Regions from separate parts of the Mus musculus genome. Here region 2 is linked to region 1. A link is a loop called in an ENCODE intact Hi-C map of the cell type or tissue named here. Cell type or tissue: gastrocnemius. All regions are shown on one strand. Each heading gives the region's core, and the rest is flanking DNA. Links, peaks and the distances in the headings are about the cores only. Region 1 holds the start of Ankrd6 (ankyrin repeat domain 6). Region 2 overlaps Rragd (Ras-related GTP binding D).

Region 1 (12,352 bases), core at 2,256-10,255:
AATTCTGCCAATTTCTTCGAGTTGTCCTCTGACCTCTGTATGAATGCCATGGTACATGTGCTCCACCCCCACCCCCAGCTCCATGTTGGACATCTCTGGAAGCCTCAAGGTCTGCAGTGAAGAGTGAAACTCAAGAGAGCACCACCTTTGCAAGCACGGAGCCTAAACTTCCAAGAGTTTGACCTCAGGGTTTATTTTTCTCACACATTTAAACACAGTAAAACTGTGGGAATAGGTTTCCAAAGGACAATTATCACAACAAAGCCTTAGGCTCAGCTATGTAGAATCTCCCCAGTAAGTCAGCAAAGCACCTTAACAATAGAAACGAGTTTCACTGACTGATAAACAGTGCTCAGGAAAGCCTAAGGAGGGAGGATTTGTAGTGAGCATAAGAATAGAGTCTACTACACTCACAGTCAGTTATTGGATGGAACACTGGGCCCCCAGTGGAGGAGCTAGAGAAAGTACCCAAGGAGCTGAAGGGGTCTGCAACCCTATAGGAGGAACAGCAATATGAACTAACCAGTACCCTCCAGAGTTCGTGTCTCTAGCTGCATATGTATCAGAAGATGGCCTAGTCGGCCATCATTGGGAAGAGAGGCCCCTTGGTCTTGCAAACTTTATATGCCCCAGTACAGGGGTATGTCAGGGCCAAGAAGTGGGAGTGGGTGGATAGGGGAATGGGGGGGGGGGAGGGTCTGGGGGACTTTTGGGATAGCATTGGAAATGTAAATGAAGAAAATACCTAATTTAAAAAAAAAAAGAATAGAGTGTACTGATGGAGAATAGGGGGAAAAATGGGACCTCTTTCATAAGGATGAGTTCTATTCACTGAGAGACAAAGTTTAGGATTAGGGCCTAAATAATAACCCAGGATTTGGGGGGGGGGGGAATTCAGGAAGGCTGGCTCCAGCAAAAAGATCACCAGGTTGTCAGACAGCATTCTCTCCTGCCTTCAGGGTGACTGGGGTCAGTCAGTTCCCTCCTTTGGAAAAAAAAAAAACAAAAAAACTAGGCTCATGCAACAAGTGTGGTTTCTCCAATGCTTTCTTTAAGCTGTGCCTCCTACACTCTGAACGTTCTCCCTGACAACACACACATAAATAAATGTAGCTCAAAGAAAAATATGCGTATAAATATTTATAATAGCTTTATTCATAGCAACCCAAACTATGAACCCAAAGGATTTCCAGCAGGTAAATAGCAAAATAACAAGCTGCAGCTTACCTACATCATAACCATTAACAATAAAAAGAATGAACTATATACACAAAATTTGGGTGAATCTTAGGAACATATGCTTATGGTAAAAAAGATAGTTAAAAGTCTCATTCTGTATGATTCTGCTTTTAAAGATTTATTTATTTATTATATGTAAGTACACTGTAGTTGTCTTCAGACACACCAGAAGAGGGAATCATATCTTTTTTACGGATGGTTGTGAGCCACCATGTGGTTGCTGGGATTTGAACTCAGGGCCTTCAGAAGAGCAGTTAATGCTCTTATCCACTGAGCCATCTCACCATCCCCAGATTCTGCTTTTATAACATCTTTTTTATTTAATATTTAAAAAGATTTGTATATTTATTTATCTTATGTGTAAGAATGTTTTACCTGCCTGTATGTGTGTCTGGTGCCCTCACAGTTCAGAAGAAGGCAGTGGATCCCCCTAGAACTGGACATTAAGATGGATGTGAGCCACTATGTGGGTGCTGGGAACTGAACTCAGGTCCTCTGTAGGAGGAGCAAGTGCTCTAAACCACAGAGCCATCTCTCCAGCCTCTTGGTCAGTGTTTTATCTCAGCAACAGAAACCTAACTTAGACATTGAGTCTGGAACAAATAACTGAATCTACCAATGTAATCTACCACATACTATGATTTCAAATAAAAATTCTGCGTTTCTTAAGGAATCCAACAAACCAATTTTAATATGTCAATGGGAGGGCTAAGTAAACTTGAGTTCCCCACGCTCAAGTAATAATGAGGCACAGTGGTATTTGCCAAAACCCCAGTATTGGGCAGTGTCTTTGTTAAAGTTTCATTGCTGTAAAGACAGACACATCATGTCTAAGGCAAACATTTAATTGTAACTGGCTTACAGTTCCATTGGTTTGGCCTGCAATCATGGTGGAAAGCCTGGCAGTCTTCAGTCAGACAAGGTGCTGGAAGAGCTGAAAGTTCTACATCTCGACCAGAAGGCAGCCAAGAGGAGACATCAACTGCAGACAACCAGGAGGAGGTTCTCTTTCCCATTGTCTGAAGCTTGAACCCTAGGACCTCTCAAAGCCCACCTACACAGTGACGGCTTCCTCTAACAAGGCCACACCTACTCCAACAAGGCCACACCTTCTAATAGTTCTACTTCCCATGGGCCAACCCTCTTTAAACACCACCACAGGTGGGTAGGTAAAAACAGGTGGATGTGGGGGGGGGGGTGTCCTTTGGCCCAGTTAGTCTAGATCCAAGAGGAGGTTCCAGGTTTGGTGAAAGGCTTATAGAAGATACTTTACATTCTTTATCTTTCTCTCTCTCCCTCAACTCTCCTCCCCATGCTCTAAATAAACTCTATTCTATACTATATTTATGGCTGGTCCCTCAGGAGGAAGGGATGCCTCAGGATGGGGCCACAGAGGCACTCCCTTCCCCCACACCATACTGCACCTCCATCAAACATATCCCTGATTTCCTTTTCTTTTGTATAAAACACAACAACATGCACACACACACACACACACACACACACACACACACAAGCACAAATATTCCAAGTAACAAATATACTAGTGGAATCTCAGAAACGCAATGCCAAAGGGCAGGGATGTGGCTCAGTTGGCCGAGAGCTTGCTGAGCATGGTCTAAGTCCGAGGTTAATCCCCAGCACTGCATAAAACAGGATGCATGCGGTGATGCACGCATGCAATTCCAGCACTTGAGGAGTAGAAAGCAGGGGGTGCTACCAGACATTCAAAGTCATCCTTGACTAGCCTGGGCTACTCAACCCCTGTCTCAAAAGGAAAAAAAAAAAAGGAAAAAAGTTGTATAGGCAGCAACAAAGTATTCATTTGTCGAAAAGGTCAAAAAGAACCATATAGTGTTAATAAGAGAGTATAAAGTTCAGGGTGGACACTAGAAGAACATGATTATAGAGGGACCCATGGAAGGCTTCCTACAAAAGCAAAAGCCGGTTTGTATGGTAACAAACATAGAGACCAAAACATTGCTGAAGGCTGAATAACTAACGTGAAAATAACAAGTGCAGTCAACTTGTTAAAGAAAGGTTGGTGGAAAGAAGAGCAGGCCATATGATCACTGAGCAATGACCCTTGTCATTCACTAAGTAGATGTCTTTCTCATTCACGTGCAGCAATTTGAATGGGAATGCCCCCACCCCCACCCCCAGCTCATATTTGAATACTTGGTCCTCGGTTGGTGGAACTGTTTGGGAAGAATTAGGAGATGTGGCCTTGTTTGAGGAGGTGTCATTGGGAGTGAGCTTTGAGGTTTCAAAAGTGCACACCATTTCCAGCTAGATCTCTCTGTCTGATGAGTGTCAGCTACTGATGTAACACCATGCCTGCCTGCGGCCATGTTCCCTGAAGGACACTCTGTAACCAAAGTCTTAACCAAATATTTTCTTTTCTCTTTCTTTCTTTTCTTTCTTTCTTTCTTTTTTTTTTAAAGATTTACTTATTTATTTATTTCATGTATGCGGGCATACTATCATTGTCTTCAGACACACCAGAAGGTGGCATCAGATGCCTATTACAGATGGTTGTGAGCCACCATGTGGTTGCTGGGAATTGAAGTCAGGACCTCTGGAAGTGCAGTCAGTGCTCTTAACTGCTGAGCCATCATCTCTCCAACCCACATCTTCTTTTATACGTTTCCTTGGTCACGGTGTCTTATCACAGCAATAGGAAAGTAACTAAGGTGGGTGGGAGGGCAGTTAGAGAAGCCTGGCTGCCAGCTGTTCCTTCCAAAGGAGCAAGAATGGAGCTGCGGGCTGGGGACCTTCCTCAAATCCAGGGAGATTTAGGAGTTTCTTTTCATTGGTTCATCTAAACTGTGGCTCCTTGGAGATAAGATCTCCACGACAGCCCAGGCACTGCCTGGAATTCCCATTAATCAAAGTCTGGGTACAAATGCAGACTAGTCAGCTCCCAGGGGAACTCACGGATCTTGCAGGATGGCGGGATTTTTTTTTGTGTGTGTGGTTTTGCGGAGGTTGTTGTTGTTGTTGTTTTTGGATCTTTTGTTTGTTTTTTGTTTTTTTCTCGTCCAATTTGCTTCCACTGAGCTGCTCCATTTTTCACCCAGCCCCTTCTCCTCTTTCATTTCTTTCCTTTTTATTTTTCAAATTTTAACGACCCATCCAATGAATTTCACTGAGACTGTTTACAGGAGGAATCATGGTTCCTTCATGAGAGTTACAACACTGAAGAACCCCTCCCCCCACTCAACTGTTAACTGCGTGTCAATCCTTAGGGAGGGGAGAGGATTTCTCACTGTGGATAAAAGAGAAATAATTACTTTGAAATGTCACGTTTACATACTTTACGTCGGGAGCTCTGGAGTTTAGTTGAGACCTGCTCGCAGAGCAACCTGGAGCTCTTAGTGGGTAGGGACAGGACAGGCGCCTCTCCTAACAGTTTCAGGTTGGGAGTGACAAGATTGAAAACAAATTTCTCCCAGAAGAGTTTTCACACTTTGCTAAATAAAACAGCTGCTGAGACTGGGAGGGAACGGCGGACGGGGGTTGGGGGTGGGTGGTGGGTGGTGGTGGTGGTGGCGGCGAGGGTGGTAGGGGGCGCAGAGTGGGGGAGCATTCCCAAATAGTTTCGGAGGATCAAGTGCTTAACTCTCTTCTAGGGTGGGCGGGGAGGGGGTTTTGGAGTGTCTCCTGTTTGAAGCTTTCAGGAGGCAAAAGGAAACAGATACTCTAAGGAAAAGGAGGTTCTCTCCTTGAAACCCAGCTATATTCCAGAGAGGGTGTGAAAAAAAAAAATCGCTTCACCGTAAATTTATCACCAGCCTCAGGTAAGATCGAAGCGTCATGTTCACCGTTCTACCTGCTGACCTCTCCACCTCTGTGAGCAAAAGGTTCCATCACTCATTTGTCATCAGATCGTGTGTGTGTGTGTGTGCGTGTGCGCGTGTGCGTGTGCGCGTGCGTGAGAGAGAGAGAGAGAGCATGCACATGCGCGCGCATGCATGCCTGCATGTGTGCATGTATGTGTGTTAACTTTCTTGCTTGCATTTATATGTATATCGGTGCTGAGGGATTTGAATTTGGGTTCTCATGCTTCATCAGAGCGCACTTTACCCACTAAGTCCTGAGCAGCCAACCCCATGAGATTTTTCTTGAGTAGAATGGCATTCATATAAGGCTGGAAATAGCATTGATTATCTGAGCCTGGTCATTGGGACTGCTATGAATTTGAAATAAACACATTCTTTGAAGTAACCTTTTGTTTACATTAGGCTCCAGGCTTACCACACTCCTAAATCGCTCAGTAAGTTGTTCTTTTTCTTTTCTTCTTGAGGCAGGCTCACATAGGCCAGATGTTGCAGACATTTGTTGGAGTGTAACCCCCTAGTTTATGCTGCCCGGGGAGCTCTTTTAGGTACTGAAAAAGTAGCTGTGGCAGTGAGAGACAAAAACAGTCAAGACAACAGTATGTAAGGCGTACTTGGAACCCGCGGGTGAGGACTGATGTCCCTGCTGGTCCTTCACCAGGCAGCAGCGGGAGAGAGGATGCCCGACCCTCTCTTTGCAGCAGCTTCCTCGGTTTCCATCGGCTCCAGAAAGCCGGCCACAGGTGGAGGGCTGGAGGGTTCTCCGCTCAGTCCATCCAATTGGTGCGCCTGGTGCCCGATGCCGCTGAGGAAACAGCCCTCAGCGCGGGTGTCCTCCCGCTGCTCGTGGGTCCCAGTGGGAGCCACCCCGCACCTCCGGGATGTGCGGTTCGGGAGGATCGTGTGCAATGACCAGCGGCCGCTGCGGGGCGCTGTAGCCCTGCGGACAGCCGGGTGGGGCGTGGCCCGAGGGGCGTGGCGTGGAGTATGGGGCGGGGCCGGCGGGGCCCTCAGGCATCCAGGCCACGCGCGGTGGAGCGTGGGGCGAGCGGCTGCGGGCAAGGAGCGCAGCGGCCCGCGAGCTCCGTGCGGAGCGGCCGGCCGGCGCGGGAGCGAAAGGTACTGGGCATAGTCGCCGGCTCCTGCGAGTGCTAGTAATCCTCCAGGAGCGCTCATGGGGACACTGGGAGGGGGCGTCGCTGGCAGGGGCGCGCTCCTTAGTGGCCGTCTGGCTCCGGGCGCTCTCGACGTCGCGCGTGTGGGGAAGTGCTTGCCCTGCAAACTCTTCCGCAGCCCAGGGCAAGGGCAGTTCCCACGGTCGTTTGGAGCACGGCTGGTCCCGCGGGGCCTTAGGGCCTTGTGCGCCGCCTTTCGGGCTCAGGATTCTCTTACTTGCCTAGGGCATTGAAATGTATCGCTTCCTGTAGATTTGGGGAGCTGGAGAGAAGGGGGATCATTATGGCTGATCCAAAAGGAGTTGTACTTTGTGAAGCTGGCCAAGAACGTTTCCCCCGAAGTGCATTGAGAGAATTCACGTGGTGGTAAGGTGTGTGTGTGTGTTTACCACTTTGATGGCATGAGACTGAGTTGTGAAACCACCAGTTAGGTGTGCGACTGGAAAACCCACGTCTTCAAGCCTTAATAGTTAGAGCTGTGAACTGAAAGCATCATACATAACCTTGAAGTTGACATCAGGCTTTATGGCGGGCATCGTTCCTGTGAGGCGAGGCTCTTGGCTGGTGGTAGCCATGTGTATTAAATTGATACTGATTGAATGTAATGGAAAGAACTTGGACAGTGACCAATCACACCCAGGTGCGAGGTTGTCCCAAGTGTTCAGATTGATACTGACTAACGGTTTCTCATCTTTAAAATATCTGTTACGTGAGTAGTTGGGATAATTAACTTCCTTTGTTACCCTGATTGTATACTTAGCATATGGTGAGTAAGTTTTGTTTTGTTTTATCCTGAGAATACAATGGCCAGAGGATGGCTCATCTGGCAGACTCTTGCCACCAGACAATTGGAGTTTGATTCGCAGAAGGTGTGACAAGGTGGAACTGACTCTCTCACCAGTCGTGGTGTCCTCTGACCTCTTCATGGGCTGAGGTTCATACACACACACACAACATAAATAAACTAGGAATTCATATTACAATTAGGAGGGGTTTCTGCCCTCTCAGCTTGAGGGAAGGAGCAGTCTGAGAAAAAAAATGAGGGAAAATTGGACACCAGACAACAGTTAGTTATAAATTGTTGAGAAGTCTAACCAAAGCTGATTTTTAAAATCAAAACCATCACAATAAAAATGCTAGCCCAAGGGGCTGGAGAGATGGCTCAGCAGTTAAGAGCATTGGCATCTCTTCCAGGGGACCCAGGGCCAGTTCTCAGCACCCACGTGGCAGCCCACAACTTCACAAATATCTGCAACTCCAGTTCTAGTGAACCCAACACCCTCACACAGCCATGCATGCAAAACACCAATGCACATCAGCTAGAATAAATAAATTATAAAAATGCCAGGCTGGGGGTCCATGCCTGTAATTCCAGCCCTCTGGAGGCTGAGGCAGGGTCATTAGTTTGAGGCTAGCCTGGGATACACAGCAAAATTCTGCCCTCAAAACAAAACACCCAGCCTTGTTTGTTAACTCCTTGTTTGACCTTGGTAGCTAGGACCAAATGTTAACCTTCGCATTCTCCTTAGCCCATCCGTGTTTCCAAAGCCGATATCTTCCATATGAAAGCCCAATAGCTTGTGCTATAACTCAGCTTAGCAACGTGGCACACAGCTAATTCCCAAAGTCCTCTGCTCCACCCAGACAGATTCTGGTGCCTTCTGTGAACTCTTGCTCAGAGAGATGGAATACAAGAATAGCTAGCAGGCACAAGTACCCCATTACCCAGCCGAGGAACCCTTCAGTTACCATCCCCACCCCTATCAAATCACTGCTCTGCGTGTCGTCTTAATTCCCCCTTTGCTTCACATTTCCACAACAATTTAGAGCATTCTCGAGTTAAAAGCAGGATATCAAGAGGAAAGCGGAAGCCAGGGAAAGCTTACAGTTTGAGCGGGAGACCGTGGTTTCCCTGTGGTGGACTCGGGCGTGTTCAGTCTGTGTAGAGAACTGTGTCTTCCCCTCACTTAGAGGCTTTAATTTTAAAAGCTTGCTTGAGTCCCTAAGAATTTGGAAAACAGTAATTTGTGACCCTGTGTCTCAGGGAAAAGGTTTTGTTTTTTTTTTTTAAATACAGCTCTCAAGAGAACATTGTTAGGGCTCTGAAGGGTGAAACGCCGAGTGTTCTTTCCCAATGGCTTTACCCCACAACTCTTTGTTCCTTAGTGTGTTCTGTCTGTCACTGTTATTTCTTCAGGATAAACACAGCTCTCCTTCAGTGGTTCCTTTTTTCTTTTCTTTTCCATGAGACAGGGTGTCTGTGTGTACCCAACACACAGAGATCCTCCTGCCTCTGTCAGAGTCCCTTCAGTGACGGTTGAACAGCAAGCTCTGAAGTCTCACCTGAAGGAAAGCCTCCTGGAGAGGCCCTGGGGTCTTTGCTGTGTAAGGGAGCTAGCTTGTCCTGGTATTCTTAGGTGTAGGTAGGAGTGGGTAGGTGAAAACAACTAGGTAGGTATTTAGCTTCCACTTGAAAAAGTGATGTGTGTAAAAGTTCTATTTATTTAATTAAAAAAATTTTTTGAGATTTTTATTTTAAATAAAATAATATTTGATTTTTTTGGGGGGGTGTTTTGCCTTTGTGTAAATCTGTGCACCGTGTGTGTGTGTGTGTGTGTGTGTGTGTGTGTGTGTGTGTGTGTTTGCAGTGCCCATGGAGATCAGGAGACTGGAGTTAGCAGGTTGTGAGCAAGTGGCCGCTCTTCCTTTGAAAGAGCAGAGAATACTCTAACCCCGAGCCATCTTTGCAGTGCTGTATTTATTTATGTACGGGCAGGGTGTTGCTATGTAACTCTGCTGGCCTCAGATTCATGGCAGTCCTCCCTCCCTACTGTGTCTGAATGACAAATGGGGGGAGGGGGGCATCTGCTTGCCTGGCTCCTGGTATGTTTAAGTAGCCAGTCACTAGCAGTCACTAGCCTGTGCCTGTCCTGTGTCTCCTCAGGACACCACCCCTCTCATTTCCTGTCCACAGCAATTTTTCCATAACAGCCAGCTCTGGAAATCCAGCTATTGTAGGTACAGATTGGGAGTCCCGTGCTGTGTTCCCTATCCCCCACCCCCAACCCCACTACGGTTTCTCTTTGTAGTCTGGCTGTCCTAGAACTTGATCAGTAGACCAGGCTGCCTCAAACTCATAGAGATCCCACTGCCACTGCTGGGATTAAACATTTGGGACTCAGTGCTTCAGCTGGGATCAGCACTTGGGGACGATGTGTTCAGTACACTCAGCTTGTTAAATGTAATAGATAGATGACTCCCGTGAATTACAGCTGCAGAATACCCAGCCAAGGGTCCAGAATAGTACTCGAATCTGGAAGTATGCTTACGGACTTGCAGACTCTATGATTTTACTTATGTGGCATCACACCTGGAGTAGTCAGATTGACAGGGACAGAAAATGGGTTTTGGTTTACAGCGGGTATGGAGAGCATGCTGAGAAAGCATGAGCTCTGAATCCAGTGGTATGTTTGAAGTTGTTTCTTTCTATTTTTTGTTTGTTTGGTTGGTTTTTGGTTTTTTTGAGACAGGGCTTCTCTGTGTAGTTCTGGCTGTCCTGGAACTCACTTTGTAGACCAGGCTGGCCTCGAATTCAGAAATCCGCCTGCCTCCGCCTCCCGAGTGCTGGGATTAAAGGCGTGTGCCACCATGCCCGGCCTTTTTTTTTTTTTTTAAGATTTATTTATTATTATATCTAAGTACACTGTAGCTGTCTTCAGATGCACCAGAAGAGGGCGTCAGATCTCATTACGGATGGTTGTGACCCACCATGTGGTTGCTGGGAATTGAACTCAGGACCTTCAGAAGAGCAGTCAGTGCTCTTAACCACTGAGCCATCTCTCCAGCCCTGTTTCTTTCTATTTTTGAGATTATAATATGCTTATACCACTCTCCCCCTAATAGTATTTTAAAATAAAATTTCAGATTAGCCATTTCTGTTCATGATGCCTGTCTGTACCAGGGCACTGAGTTCAGGGACAGTGTAGGGTGGCCAGAGAACCTGAGATGACATCATCTACCTCTCCCACCACCTCCTCAAGCCCGGGCCGGGAAGAGATGTAAAATCTAGTTGTGCTCAGATTGAAAGGCAAGCATCTATGTTATTTACTGGGGGGGTGGGGGGGTGGGGGAGGGGGTGGTGGTGGTGGTGGTGGTGGTGGGTGGGGCTCCAGTCTAAAGATGAAAGATTTATTTATTATTATATCTAAGTACACTGTCTCCACTTGCTAGGCACATTGCTTGACCACTGAGCTGGAGGGCTAGCCTCTGAAATGAAGTCATTCTGTCCTGATGAGGTAAACTTTCATTCTGAGCCTGCCTTGGTTTTATTCTTTTTTTGTTGTTGTTGTTGTTGTTTTTTTTGTTTTTTCAAGACAGGGTTTCTCTGTATAGCCCTGGCTGTCCTAGAACTCACTTTGTAGACCAGGCTGGCCTCGAACTCAGAAATCCGCCTGCCTCTGCCTCCAGAGTGCTGGGATTAAAGGCGTGTGTGTGTGTGTGTGTGTGTGTGTGTGTGTGTGTGTGTGTGCACGCGCGCGCCACCACGCCCAGCAGATTTATTCTTTGTTTCAAAGTATTTGTACATTGTATTCTGCTTTGTTCAGTAGGCGTGGTTAAGAGAGCATCATTTGCATATTGTTAGAAAGAGTGTGAAACACCACCTAGAATTTACCTAATCACAGTGTTCCTGAGCCTGAGGTGCCTTCCTTTTCCCTCCCCTCCCCTCCCCTCCCCTCCCCTCCCCTCCCCTCCCCTCCCCTCCCCTCCCCTCCCTCCCTCCCTCCCTCCCTCCCTCCCTCCCTCCCTCCCTCCCTCTCTTTCTTTCTTTCTTTCTTTCTTTCTTTCCTTCCTTATCTAAAATGGTAGAATTGTAACTTGCAGGCTTTTCTCACATATATGCTTCTTTATTCACTTTCACGTTAGAAGCCTTTTTAATAAATTGTACTTAAACCCTTCCACCCAGACATTCATGCTGTGCATTGTAACAAACAGCTCTAGAACTCAGTGGTCTAATCCGGGGGAGTATTTATCCAGTAAAGTTGGTGGTTTACACAAAAGCCAGTTGGTTATTTCAGGCTGGGTAGCTCTCCTGGGCAGTTCTCCTTCAGGCCAGTCAAGGGTCAAGATGCCTCCTTCTTTGTAATGGCACTGTCTTGGATTCCTGGCCTGAAAGCTCAAGGCAGAAGAGAGTGTGGAGGCGTACCATGCTTGGCCAGAGCCAGCTACATCACTCTCCTTGAATTCAAGGAGTACCAGCCTGGGCTATGCTGATGGATACAATCTGAATTTCACTTCGGAGGCTGAAGCAGGAAGATTGAGAGGATTGGCCATGGTATAAGACCCTATTTCAAAAGTATTCAAAAACCTTAAAAGACCAAATAAGCCAGTCTTTTTACTGGCCACTTAAGTGTAACTGCTTTCATGGATATTTCCTGTTTTCAAAACACACACACACACACACACACACACACACACGGTTTTTACAGTATAGGTGTGGATGACATCTTCATATAGGGCATAATTGTATCATAATTGCTCTAAGAGCAAATAAAATGGGATTATACCATCTATGTTCAAGAACTTACTAGCGACTGAAGGATATTGGCTTTATTCAGTCATCTGACCATAGAGAATCGTACATTTAAGACAGGAGTGAGGAGGGAGATTAGCCCAGGACAAGAGTCTGCATGTCTCAGTGGCTTCTTAAATGTTATCATCACCGTTTAAACTACTAAAGACTGCTGGCACGCTGGTAGTGTGAGACTTGTTTCACCTCAAAACAAAAGGCTTTAGCATGGGATCCGTCACGTAGTCACAAAATATGTGTCATTTGCTTTTTATAGGAAACTAAAATTATATAGTTTGGTCCCTCTTAATTGCATGAAGTAAATTTGCTCCAGGAAAGCCCATTTAGCTCTGTCTAGTGTCTGACAGTTAAGTGGGGGACAGTGAAAGATCCTGGTACCCAGGCAGCCAAAAAGAAGGCTTAATGATGTTCACCAAGCACAGCCTTGCTTAATTTATCCATTAGTAGTTGGGGTCCTGCTGTTCTACCAAAAAAATAAAAAATAAAAAATTGAAATCTTTTGCGAGGTGGAA
Region 2 (11,879 bases), core at 3,880-11,879, 72 kb before region 1:
TTAATTTTCCCAGAAATGTAGGTTTGTCAAAAGAATACTTTGTTTCTTCAGAACAAATTCCCTCCTAGAAGAAAGTAACAATTTTCAGCAAACAAAAAGATTCCATCCCAAATTAAAATTTGGAAGAATTTCATCTTATTTTTTATAATAATCCTGACGATAACTTTAAAAAATAAAAAACAAACTTAAACCAGTTTCTGGCGATGCTGCAAATAACAAAAGATGAAGTTCAAAACACTTCAGAGTCTTGACAGCTTTGAGCTACAATCCCCATGTGTTGTATGTGTTGTTCCCCGTTTCTCTAGACAAAGCCCTGTGAATGTGGTCCCCTTCCCCTTAGCGTTGACATCCTGATACAAGCTCTACTGGACGTTGAATGCTTGATCAATTCATTTACTCTTCATGAGTGTTGGCAGTGACACAGATTATTTTAATGGTTGAAGAAAATTGAAGTCTTGAAGAAATTGAGCAGTTCATTTAAGTTCTCTTATTTATTTTGAGTACAGTGCAGGTTCTTAGCTTCTTGGTATATTTTACTGCTACAGTCCAGGTGAGACGTTATAGACCACCACACATATATAAGGCCAAATTACAGTCCTTTATTAAGCCAGCAACCAAGAGCAGGCTCTTGCCCCCAAAGACTCTCTCTGCTCAGGGTATAGCATTTCTAAAGAGAAACCACAACGGCATCGCATCGTCGGGGTCAGGGGAGCTTGTTTGCATTTGTTTTGACTATACAACCAGCAAATATTTTGGTTATGTATCTGAGCCATGGAAAGTCCCAAATGTGCTGCCAAGGCGGATGTGAATGTTGTTGGGGTGGGGGGAGGGTGAAGGAGCTGGGAAAGTGCTCAAGCAGACACAAAATGGAGCCCGAGTAAGATCAGGACAAAATGGTGTTACTTTAGTCATTTCACTCCTTGTTACTTTTAGTGTTTCTTTTAGTTACTTTTCAAATGCTTGATGTCTCTGTTTGGATTCCTTAGTTTCCAATGCGTGCCCACTGGCTTCTAGCTTTGTAACCAGAGCAGAGCCGGAAAGCTGGTCCCTGAAGTCTCTGGAAGGCAAGGCTGGTCTGCGTGGACCTTTAGCGTCCCGGCCTCTTCCTTCTCAGGAAGTCTTCTTTACCTGGATTTGGTGGATCCAGGGGGTGACACCTCTTACTTAGTATTTAGATGACTGTCCATAGTCTATCCATAGCCGACTAGCCCAGTGGCAGAGTCTCTGACTTACATTATCTGAACTCTTGGGAGCCAGGTGTGATGGCATATGCCTTTAATCCCGGTACCCGGAAGTTGGAGCCAACCTGGTCTACAAAGTCTACAGATCAAGTTCCAGGGCGACACAGAGAAACCCTGCCTCAATTAAAAACAAGGAGAAGGGCGTTCTCTTTTTACAGAACTAGCTAACTACCACTCAGCCATGGAATTAGCTTTTCCTCCTAAGAGGGGGAGAATGGGTAGCTATCAGGATGGCAGGTCCCATACCAGTGGGGATGGCAGGTCCCATAAGTACGAGGTTGACCCTGTTCGCACAACTCAGATGTTTGACAAACTCCCCTTTGTTTGAGAAGTTGCTATTTGTCTCTGTGTTGTCTGAGACCTTATCATACATGGCCTGCCCTAAGGGCTCAGGGAGCACTTTAGGAGGAGGACCGGGTATTAACTAGGTTCTGGCTCTCATAAATGGGAACTGAGCAATGGGGTAAGAAGGGTTGAGATCAGACTCTGAGTGTCAGAGAGTCTGGGAGAAGTAGAGAAGAAGGCTGGGAAAGGGGCCAAGTGGGGAGAGTGAGTGTCATAGAGCTTGGGGTGACAGGAGAGAAGCAGAAGGGGAGTCTAGACAAAATGAAACACAGATGGAATCAGAGGGTGGAGGCTCCTGGATCAGAGGGTGGAGGCTCCTGGAACCACGAGTATAATCCCAGAAAGGAATCAGTACAACTCACAGAACACCTAACAAGGGCAGTGGGTTTCTCCCTTAAAGGTGAGGTGCACACGCCAAGTTGGCTTCTAATCACTAATTCAAAGAACCTAGAGAATAGACTAGCTCTCTCTGGTTCAGCCCTGAGACAGAACCAAAGGGGACAGAGACATTAATAACAAAAATGCCACTCTCTGGGCAGAATCTGTCCAGTCACTCACACAACAATTCGGCCAGCCAGCCATTAGAAACCCAGGCCTCCCAAACACTCACTGAATCCCAGGTCCTCTACTGGTATCCCAATATAGTGTAAGAGGACAAGGGAGTACCCAAACCTAAGAGCTCCTCAGGAGGAGGCCTGGCCCTCTTAGACCCTAAGGCTCCCCAGGAGCCCTGGCCTTCAGAACTGAGTTCCTAGAACCAGATGGACTCAATCGGTCCCGGTGTCTGGGAACACAGCAGCTATCCCAGACCTTCTGTGCTCAGCAGCAGGCACACGACCCCGGAATGACTTCAAGGGGTACAGGTATGGACTGAGTTCCGTGTGCATACGGTAATATCACTGGGATTTCTGTATGTTACAGTCCAGATGAGAAAGTTAAAGTGTCCAAGAATAGGCTCTTGCCCCAAAGAAACTCTTGGCACCAAAGCTTAAAGCTCAAGCTACAACATCTCTAAGGAAAAAAAAGCACAATAGCATCGTTATCAGGTATAGGTCAGGGGAACCTAGTCACATTTGTTTTGACTATATAACTGTGATGGTTTGTATATTCTTGGGCCAGGGAGTGGCACCATTTGGAGGTGTGGCCTTGTTGAAATAGGTGTGACCTGGTTGGAGTAGGTGTGTCACTGTGGGTGTGGGCTTAAGATCCTCACCCTAGTTGCCTGGAAGTCAGTCTTCCACTAGCAGCCTTTGGATAAAGACATAGATCTCTCAGCTCTGCCTGCGCCATGCCTGCCTGGATACTGCCATGCTTCCACCTTGATGATAATGGACTGAACCTCTGAATCTGTAAGCCAGCCCCAATTAAATGTTGTTTTTTATAAGACTTGCTTTGGTCATGGTGTCTGTTCACGGCAGTAAAAACCTAACTAAGACAACAACCAACAGATGAACATCTGGGTCATGGTCAGGGTTATGGAAAGTCCTGAGCAGACACATGGTGGAGTCAGGGTAAGATTCGGACTGGATGGTGTTACCTCTGTCACTCACCGCCATATTGACGAACTCTTAACATTTTTGTTTTTTGTTTTTTTTTTTTTGCTTCAATACTTTGAAGTCTATTTCAGAGGTTCTTAAAGTTTCAGTGGCCCACATAAGAATGAGGACCTCAGGTGACGTGCAAGCTTTCTGACTGAAACCCTGTTGTTTTATGCTACACTGCAACAGCTTGAAAAGAGGTGTTCCTTAGACTTCGGTGCTCCTTGGAGGTTACATTCCTTAAGCACTTAAACTATTCACATTTTTAAACTAGTCAGCACATAAAACTATTCTTACTTTTTGAAATGCCTTCTTCTTAGCTGAGCATGATGGCGCATGCCTTTAATCCCAGCACTTGAGAAGCAAGCAGATCTGAGTTCGAGGCCAGCCTGGTCTACAGAGGAAGTTCCAGGATAGCCAGCTCTACACAGAGAAACCTTTTCTCAAAAAACAAAAACAAAACAAAAAAACCCTGATTTTTTATCTTAACAATCATATATGATTATTGTTCCATATTTGGGATATGAATACAATACAAATTATTCACAACCCTTCTCTTTAGAAATGACCATGATTGGTGTTTTTCTTGAGCCATTATTGTAAAACATATTAACAGTTCAATCCTATTGCATCTAGTTTTCTGTAGAATATCTGCTGTCAGCTCATGGTTTGAAAAAAGCAGTGCTATGATTATTTGCATGGATAGGATGAACAGGCTTATATCAGCATCTTCCTAGAGTAATATTTAGAAAGAAAAACATCCTAAACATTATATTAGTGATTTTGAATATTTTGTAATAGGTCTTGCTCTTTTTAACAGGGAAAAATCCACCTTCCATAGTTTTTCTCCTATTTTTCCACCCCAGAATTGAAGTGGTTGTTGGTTTGTTTGTTTGTTTGTTTGTTTAATGATCGTGTGGCTGATGTTAACGTAACAGAAATGTTGTTCGGGTTATTAGGCTCCCAAGCTTAAACTCTCAAGGACTCGAAGTTGCACTCCCAACACCCCCCTCCCCCCGCCACCAACCCTCCAGCCCCTGTGCTCCAGGACTACTGTGTTAGGGATGAGGGAGGGACCCTGCTCAGAATCATGCTTTTGCTTTATTTACAGACTATATCATTTCATTTCTTTTACACTTTGAAGTTTTGTTTTTTATTAGAAACAGGCTGAAGAGATGGCTGAGCAGTTAAAAGTACTCGTGGCCCTTGCAAAGGGCAGCAATTCCGTTCCCAGTACCCATATAGCATAACCACCAGCAACTCCAAATGAAGGAATCCCACAGCCTCTTCTGATGTCGATGAGCACCAGACATGCACGTGGTACACAGACAGACAAAATACTCATACACATAAAATAAGTAAAACTTTAAAAAATGTTTTAAATTAAAGAAAGTGTTTTTTTAATAAAAAATTAAAACTTCGCTTTAAAAAAACAAAGATTATGTGAGGTAACCCAATCACAAAAGAACTCACATGATATGTACTCACTGATAAGTGGATATTAACCCAGAAACTTAGAATACCCAAGATACAATTTGCAAAACAAAGAAACTCAAGAAGAACGAAGACCAAAGTGTTGACACTTTGCCTCTTCTTAGAATTGGGAACAAAACACCCATGGAAGGAGTTACAGAGACAAAGTTTGGAGCTGAGACGAAAGGATGGACCATCTAGAGACTGCACACCTGGGGATCCATCCCATAATCAGCCTCCATACGCAGACACCATTGATTATGACAGCAAGATTTTGCTGAAAGGACCCAGATATAACTGTCTCTTGTGAGACTATGCAGGGTCCTAGCAAACACAGAAGTGGATGCTCACAGTCAGCTATTGGATGGATCACAGGACCCCCAATATAGGAGCTAGAGAAAGTACCCAAGGAGCTAAAGGGGTCTGCAACCCTATAGGTGGAACAACAATATGAACTAACCAATACCCCCGGAGCTCGTGTCTCTAGCTGCATATGTATCAGAAGATGGCCTAGTCGGCCATCATTGGGAAGAGAGGCCCCTTGGTCTTGCAAACTTTATATGCCCCAGTACAGGGGAAAGCCAGGGCCAAGAAGTGGGAGTGGGTGGGGAGGGGTCAAGGGTATGGGGGACTTTTGGGATAGCATTGGAAATGTAAATGAAGAAAATACTTAATTAAAAAAATAAAAGCATGTAAAGAATGAAAACAAAAAACAAAGATTATAATCTATACCGTCCTTTCTCTCAGTTCAGATGGACCACGGGATGGGCTTGGCAAGCAAGTTCTCATCTTCTAAACTTGGCTCTAAAGGAAACACCTGCAGCTGAGATAAAACTGTCCTTTGTGACGGGGAAAAGCGTCCAGATGTGCTTGCGGACAGCTGGGCTGCTTCTGTGTCCTCTGCATTCTGAAGGAGCTTCTCCTACAGGGTCCCTCTTCCACTCTGCATGGGCCCGTCACTCCAATCTTACTCCCCTGGTCCCAGCTACGCAGCCGCTGAGTGATGCTAGCCAGCTGCTGACTGACTGCTGCTCAGTCTTCACACTGACTTAAATACTTAAACCACTGCTGCCCCTTCTTCATGGTTGTGTTGGTTCCGAATCATCAGCAAACTGTAAAGTAACAGGCTATAACGGCGTTCGATACTTTTAAGCAAATTTTTAATTTTCACTGTAGCAGCCACAAAATAGTTCATACACGTCTCATTCTTCACTCTGCAGATGAAGGTCAGCACATACAGGAGTTATGAAACTTGTGAGCCCAATTCTGTGCCCCTGGTATTCTGGTCTACAATTACCAGGTCCTTTAGCACACTGGCTTTTCCTCGAAAGATTTACAATATTGGCAAAGCGAATATCCTGGGCTTCTGAGCATCCTGCCTTCTCCACGGCTCACTTAGCACTCACCACCCCAGAGGTGGCACAATCCACCTGCCTTCTACTGCCCTGGGAGGAAATCCTGGCACCCATTTTACCTCCCCAGAGGCTTGAGGTCGAGTTGAGGTGTAGATGGTTGTAAACAGTATATGCTATATGTGAGCGAGTAGGAAGTAGAAGTTTTGATCTCTCAATCTGTTGTTTTTTAATAAAATACCATTCAGGGAAACAAGGTGTCTTTTAAAATCCTGAAATGGTAGGAAATTTCTGTTATAAAAGTCACCCATCTCCACCAATGGGTGCAGAGAGGCGAAGATGGTTTGGTTAATCATTGCTGAAGGCGTGGCCTCGGAAAACACACAATCTTTAGAAACCTCTTGAGTAATCAGTGAGTAAAAACGTTAGAACTTATTTGTGAAGATCACTAGGATGTTGGAGAAAATACAAACAGTCTCCTGGGCTGAAGGTCACTTAATGATGGGACACTTGCCTAGCTAGCGTAGCAGCATCCTGGGGTAGATCCTGGCACTAGTAAAAACAAGAGAGAACCAGATCCTAAGACAAGCATGGTGGCACACTGGCTGAGGGGAAAACACAAGCTCGAAACTGCATGTCTCAAATAAGCAGGCTGGTCTTTCGACTCAGTTAAACCTCCACTGACGCTGACCTACCCAATTCAAAGTGAGTTCCATCTTACCCACCAAGAGAACTGTTAGGATATTCAAAACGTGCTGCTGCTGCTGAAGGCACTAGGTACATTGAAGAGTTCAATGGACTCGTGTGAAGAGACAATTTATTTAGACAGGTATGTAATTTGTTATATAAATGCAAAGATCTAAACATATAAATTGATCATTCAAATGGACATTTCATCATTTACATGTGTGGCAGTGTACATTAAATGGTACTTTAAGTAATATAGATTTCTGGTTTTGTTTTTGAGATTTCTGCATGCATGGAGGAAGGAAGGTCAAAACATACAGGAGTTATGGAGGCCGGGAGAGAGCTTCAGATTCCGTAGAACTTGAGTTTAATAATAATGTTTCAAAGCTCATAATCAAGTTGTATAAACACTTGAATATATGTATATGCATATATTATTATATAGAGGACTCAAGAATGCTTCCCTGGGTGATTACAATCCTTGTGCAAAACAATCTCCCTTCCCTAGCTTTGTAACAACTCCCAGGGAAACAAGGTCTCCCAAGAACATTTAAAATACAGATTCCTAGCCGACTTCCCAGACTTTGATTCAGGAAGCATGAGTTAGGGATGGGAATCTGTCGTATTAAACGTCCTAGGTGATGCTTAGGGCCAGAACAATGAAATCGGGCAGTACTTTGTGGGTTGCTGATTGTTCCTTACACACGTGCCCCAGGCAAGTCCCTTTCTCACTAGATGAACAGACATTCAGGGCTGATCTCTCCAGGTGAGCCCCTTCACTGCACTGCTTTAAGGGGGGGCGGGGGGCTCATTAAAGGGCTATGTCCAGAATCAGCACCTGCGTTGTGTTCTAAGGGCTCAAAGAGGCTGAAGCACTTGCCCAATGTATGTGGGAAGGTCCTAGACTTTACTGACACCAAAGGAAAATAGGACTTTTAAAGAAGAAGGAAAAAAATAGGCATGATGGCACACACCTTTAGTTCTACAATTCAGAAGGCAGAGGCAAGCAGGCCTCTGGAGTTTGAGGAGAGCCTGGTCTATATAGTTCCAAGGCCAGCCAGGGCTATATACTGAGACCACATCTCAAAAGAGGGTAAATTCAGTTTACATACTGATTTATCTTCATTTGCATAAAACTAGAACTGCGTAATTGAGAGATTTGGCTAAACAGTCAAGGGTGGTTGTACCAGCTTGTGGCCCAACTGAAGACAGGCTGAGGCAGGAAGATCTGTTGAGCCCAGAAATCCAAGATCAGCCTGGAATGCCATTAAGAGACCCCACTTCAAGAGGTTATTTTTAAAACTTCTTTTTATTAAATGAACCTAACATAACCAATAAAACAGTGATGTATATATATGTATATAGTAAACATCATCTTGAATTTCAACAAGAGACCATTCTGCTCCCAGAAAACTAAGCTATGGGTACGGGGTACGTCAAGCCATCGGCACACAAACATGCTTTCAAGTTGGCAGTTAACATCCCTGAAGACTGTGTTACAAATGAAGTCCTAGCAACAGCAAAACAGTGTGCTTGATTACAAACTACACCCAGCCTGTGTTTGTTGAGTGCATACCATACGTCAATCATGACAGTTCCATTGATTTGATAAATTCTGTTTCAGACTCAGTTGACAAATAACCCATACTTAATAGTACTGCTGTGATATTTAGCCATTTTCTATTTAATGATCCAAAATATATTATGTTCACAAAATAACACGTGGTATCTATTAATCAGCTTTTATTTCTACTCCTTCAAAAGCACTCTGTACAGGTCACTCACACTAACCTCCATTATGACAAGTAATTCGGCACAACTCTTACATAGAAGCTGTACTTGACTCAGAGAGCAAAAGTCTGCCTGCTCTACACATCTTCAAGTTCTCAATTCCTAAAACCAAACACATGTTCTACTGAAGCCACCGTAGTTAGGAGTTTGACCTTTCAGTTTATAGTCCCATTTGAGCATAGACACAGATCTACAGTGCAGTAAGCTAACCCCCCAAATCTAAGATAAAATACAAAACAAATGTGAGGACATTTCGCAATTCTAGTCACATTCAGACATCTTCAAGAGGTCAGTGTCACACCAGGCTCGAGGCAGGAATCAGTGTTGTAACTAAAGAGTGCATTTATGATCAGGAACATGGGCCCTATGTCACAGGAGTGTTCCTGCCTATCCCTCAAAGAATCACATGCTCTTGAAGTGATAGGCTTTTAAGGCACATTTCAACAACAAAAACTCATGATATAACCAGCTTAAAAATGGAAGCGCCACTTAGACATGCTAATTTTATGTGATTTACCAGACAGGCAAGTGTCTTATTTTGAAACTACAGTCTTATTAAAAACTTAATTCTTTGTCTATTCAAAGAGAAATTCTTTGTTTAAAAAAAAAAAAAAACTATTAAGAAAGGATGCTGGGGATACTAGATTGGTAGAGTGCTTGCCTTCACATGCACAAAGCTCTGGGTCCAGTTCTCAGCACTGTTCAAGCCAAGCACGGTGTTGCATTCCTATAATCCTAGCACTTAGGGAAAGTCGAGGCTGAGCGGTCAGAAACTGGAGAGCATCCTTAGCTACCTGGCAAGTCTGAGGCCAGCCTGAGTTACCTCTGAGCCCCACTCAAAAAGAGAAAACTATGCTTTTTCTCACTCTCTAGTGTCTTTGTGTGGGTGCACAGTGGTGTTAGACTCTTAAAAGTGGCCAACCACCATCCACTCTGTTGGCAGAGGCCGTCGGGGAATAGTCCTGAAGATTAGAACTCCAGGCTCCTACCATCTCATTCAAGTCTCTTCATAGAAATCATAAGGAAGGAGCCATGGTTCCATGATGACTAGAAATCTCCTTAATAATGTGCAGACTACTGGGAGGCTCAATCTTACATTTCAATCATCGTCTCCAGTTTTAGTTACCAGCTCCAAAAGTGTAAGACCTGGCCAGACATGGTGGTGTTCACCTTTGATCACTTGGGGAAGCAGAGGCAGGTGAATCTCTGAGTTCAAGGACAGTCCGGTCTACATAGTGAGTTCCAGGACAGCCAGGGCTACATAGAGATACGCTGTCTCAAATAATAAAGAATTTGGGGAAAAGGAAGCAAGAAGATGGGAAGAAGATGCGTAAAAGAAGTGAGCTTCAGGAGCAAGCTGCTTTAGACACAAAGCTAGAACCAGCTTTGACATCCCTAAGGGACTCTGCTTTAAAAAGAACCTTTGCTAATGCCATGCACGCCTGACAGTACTAACCCTTAGAATGGTTTGAAATAGGGCTAGATTTAGGACTCTTAGTTCCCTACCTATCTATAAAAGCACACACATAGTTAACTGACTAACATACGTCTCTAGGCCTCCTTTTTTTCCCACCGGCCACAGGCTTTCTGTGTCTTCTGTCTTGCAGAGCAAGCTGGTGGCAAGCTGATCTTGGTAGGAACAGGCAAAGGACATGAGGTATGTTGTTACAGATGAAAGAACGAGTCAGGTAACAAATGGAGCCACCAAGGACTAAACTCCTGTGGTCATGGAGCATTAAAACCTGGTCCTGAACAAGGTCTCTGAACATAGCGCATCAACACACCATTCCCAGGAGGTGAACACACACAAGCACACGTGCATCTCTTATCTGAGTGACCTCTGCCTACATCTGGGAACCCTCTTGGCTTGTGTGTTTTAGACCCCTCGGCAGGTACAGTATTGCTTCTACGGTTTCCCCCCCACACAAATCAATGCTATCTGTTCCAATCTCCTCAGACGACATCCATATTTCTCTACACTGGTTGGCATCATTTTAGAAATCTGGTCCCAAAGGTTCACAAGATACTGCACCAAAAAGAAATCACCCGTCTGCACAAGGTGACTGCAAAGGTGTGTTGAGGTAAAGAGTTTCATAAAGACTGGGCGAGTCGGAAGGCAATGCCATAGGGCACAAATGTGTGGGTAAGCTTGGTAATAGTATTTCCTACAAAATTCCTGTTTTGTTTTGGGGGGGGCATTTGTTTGGTTGGTTTTGAGACAGGGTTTCTCTGTGTAGCCCTCGCTGTCCTGGAACTCACTCTGTCGATCAGGCTGACCTCAAACTCACAGAGATCCATCTGCTGGGATTAAAGGCATGCACCACCACTGTCCAGCTACAACATTCCTATTACACTTCCTATAAATAGAGACGTTCTTATTGCTCTGGCCTGGAGCTTCCAGCCCTGACCTGTTGCTGCTCCACTGAAAAACGATTTCCCCTTTGACAACTGGCAGCAAAGAGTCCCAAATTTACAAAAAAAGTCTCTAGCAATATAATGGATCAATTTCCGATTGCCATATGGACTGTAGAGTATGCGTGTCCTTGTCATCAAGTACAGAAAAGAGTTTAGAAAAGTCATCTTATCAAAGTTCACCTCAATGAGGAAAAAAAACATGAAAATATGCAAAATATGTACAGTTCCTGGCAGTCCTCACAGGGGGTTTTCTATCAACATAAAAGTTTACACTTACGTAGTGACAGTACAGTGGCTCTCACTGTTATTGTACAGGTTTTTGCTTCAAAGTGCTCATTTTATTTTAAAGAGTAAGGTTTTTTTTTTTCCCTTAACACATACGAGTCAGGGCCCCAGCCCTCCTGTAGTGCAGTATAGTTTAACAGCCTCCTCACTGAGGTCTGGACTCAGGCTCCTGACAGTTCCCCTACAGCAGCACTCTAGGGGTCCCATTGGGAGTAGCTCCTGTCTTCTTGGGTAGCCGACTCTGGGCCTTTCGAGATTTCACCATCTTCATCCTCACCTCGAAGACTTCATGGATGGCCTTCCGGAAGCAGTGGAAATTATAGTCAATCAGCCCTGCAGAGGAAGACAAAGGCTCTTAATGCAAGAAACAATCTCTGTCGTTCGCAGCATCCATCACCAGTAGGGGGCAGCAAAGGACCAACCAGCACCTAACAGGCCCAGGCTGCAGGGATAGCAGATAGTCATGTGAGGTAGGTGTGCCCTGTAGAGTGTTCCAGAAACTTCCAGAGTATTTCCAAAAAGAAATCACCCATCTGCACAAGGTGACTGCAAAGGTGTGTTGAGGTAAAGAGTTTCATAAAGATTGGGCGAGTCAGAAGGCATTGCCATAGGGCACAAATGTGTGGGTAAGCTTGGTAATAGTATTTCCTACAAAATTCCTGTTTTGTTTTGGGGGGCATTTGTTTGGTTAGTTGTTTGGTTGGTTTTGAGACAGGGTTTCTCAAAATGATCCATGGCTCAAAATGATCTGA

The links. Peaks named below come from ENCODE experiments on the same cell type or tissue, not always from the same donor. Only the 100,000 strongest peaks of a DNase experiment are listed, where the experiment ranks them.
Region 2: a loop joins it to region 1, with 2.2 times the contacts of the local background. A loop is called at or near these places in 15 of 42 quality-filtered maps.

Annotation. Positions count from the first base shown.
Region 1 is chr4:32,944,592-32,956,943 of GRCm38, reverse strand. Ankrd6 (ankyrin repeat domain 6) reads left to right here and starts at 6,118. Exons shown (of 16, transcript NM_001012451.1): 1 at 6,118-6,197. In gastrocnemius, for the core only: a CTCF peak has its summit at 5,990; DNase peaks (open chromatin) are centred at 5,176, 6,034 and 6,361; H3K4me3 peaks cover 2,633 bases; H3K27ac peaks cover 1,840 bases.
Region 2 is chr4:33,018,228-33,030,106 of GRCm38, reverse strand. Rragd (Ras-related GTP binding D) reads right to left here. Exons shown (of 7, transcript NM_027491.2): 7 at 7,927-11,460. The coding sequence ends at 11,309. It overlaps 4933421O10Rik (RIKEN cDNA 4933421O10 gene), which reads left to right. Exons shown (of 2, transcript NR_036602.1): 2 at 1-2,968. Among named protein-coding and RNA genes, the nearest start is that of 4933421O10Rik, 7.2 kb to the left of the region's middle. In gastrocnemius, for the core only: a CTCF peak has its summit at 11,527 (motif pointing right); a DNase peak (open chromatin) is centred at 11,531; H3K27ac peaks cover 256 bases.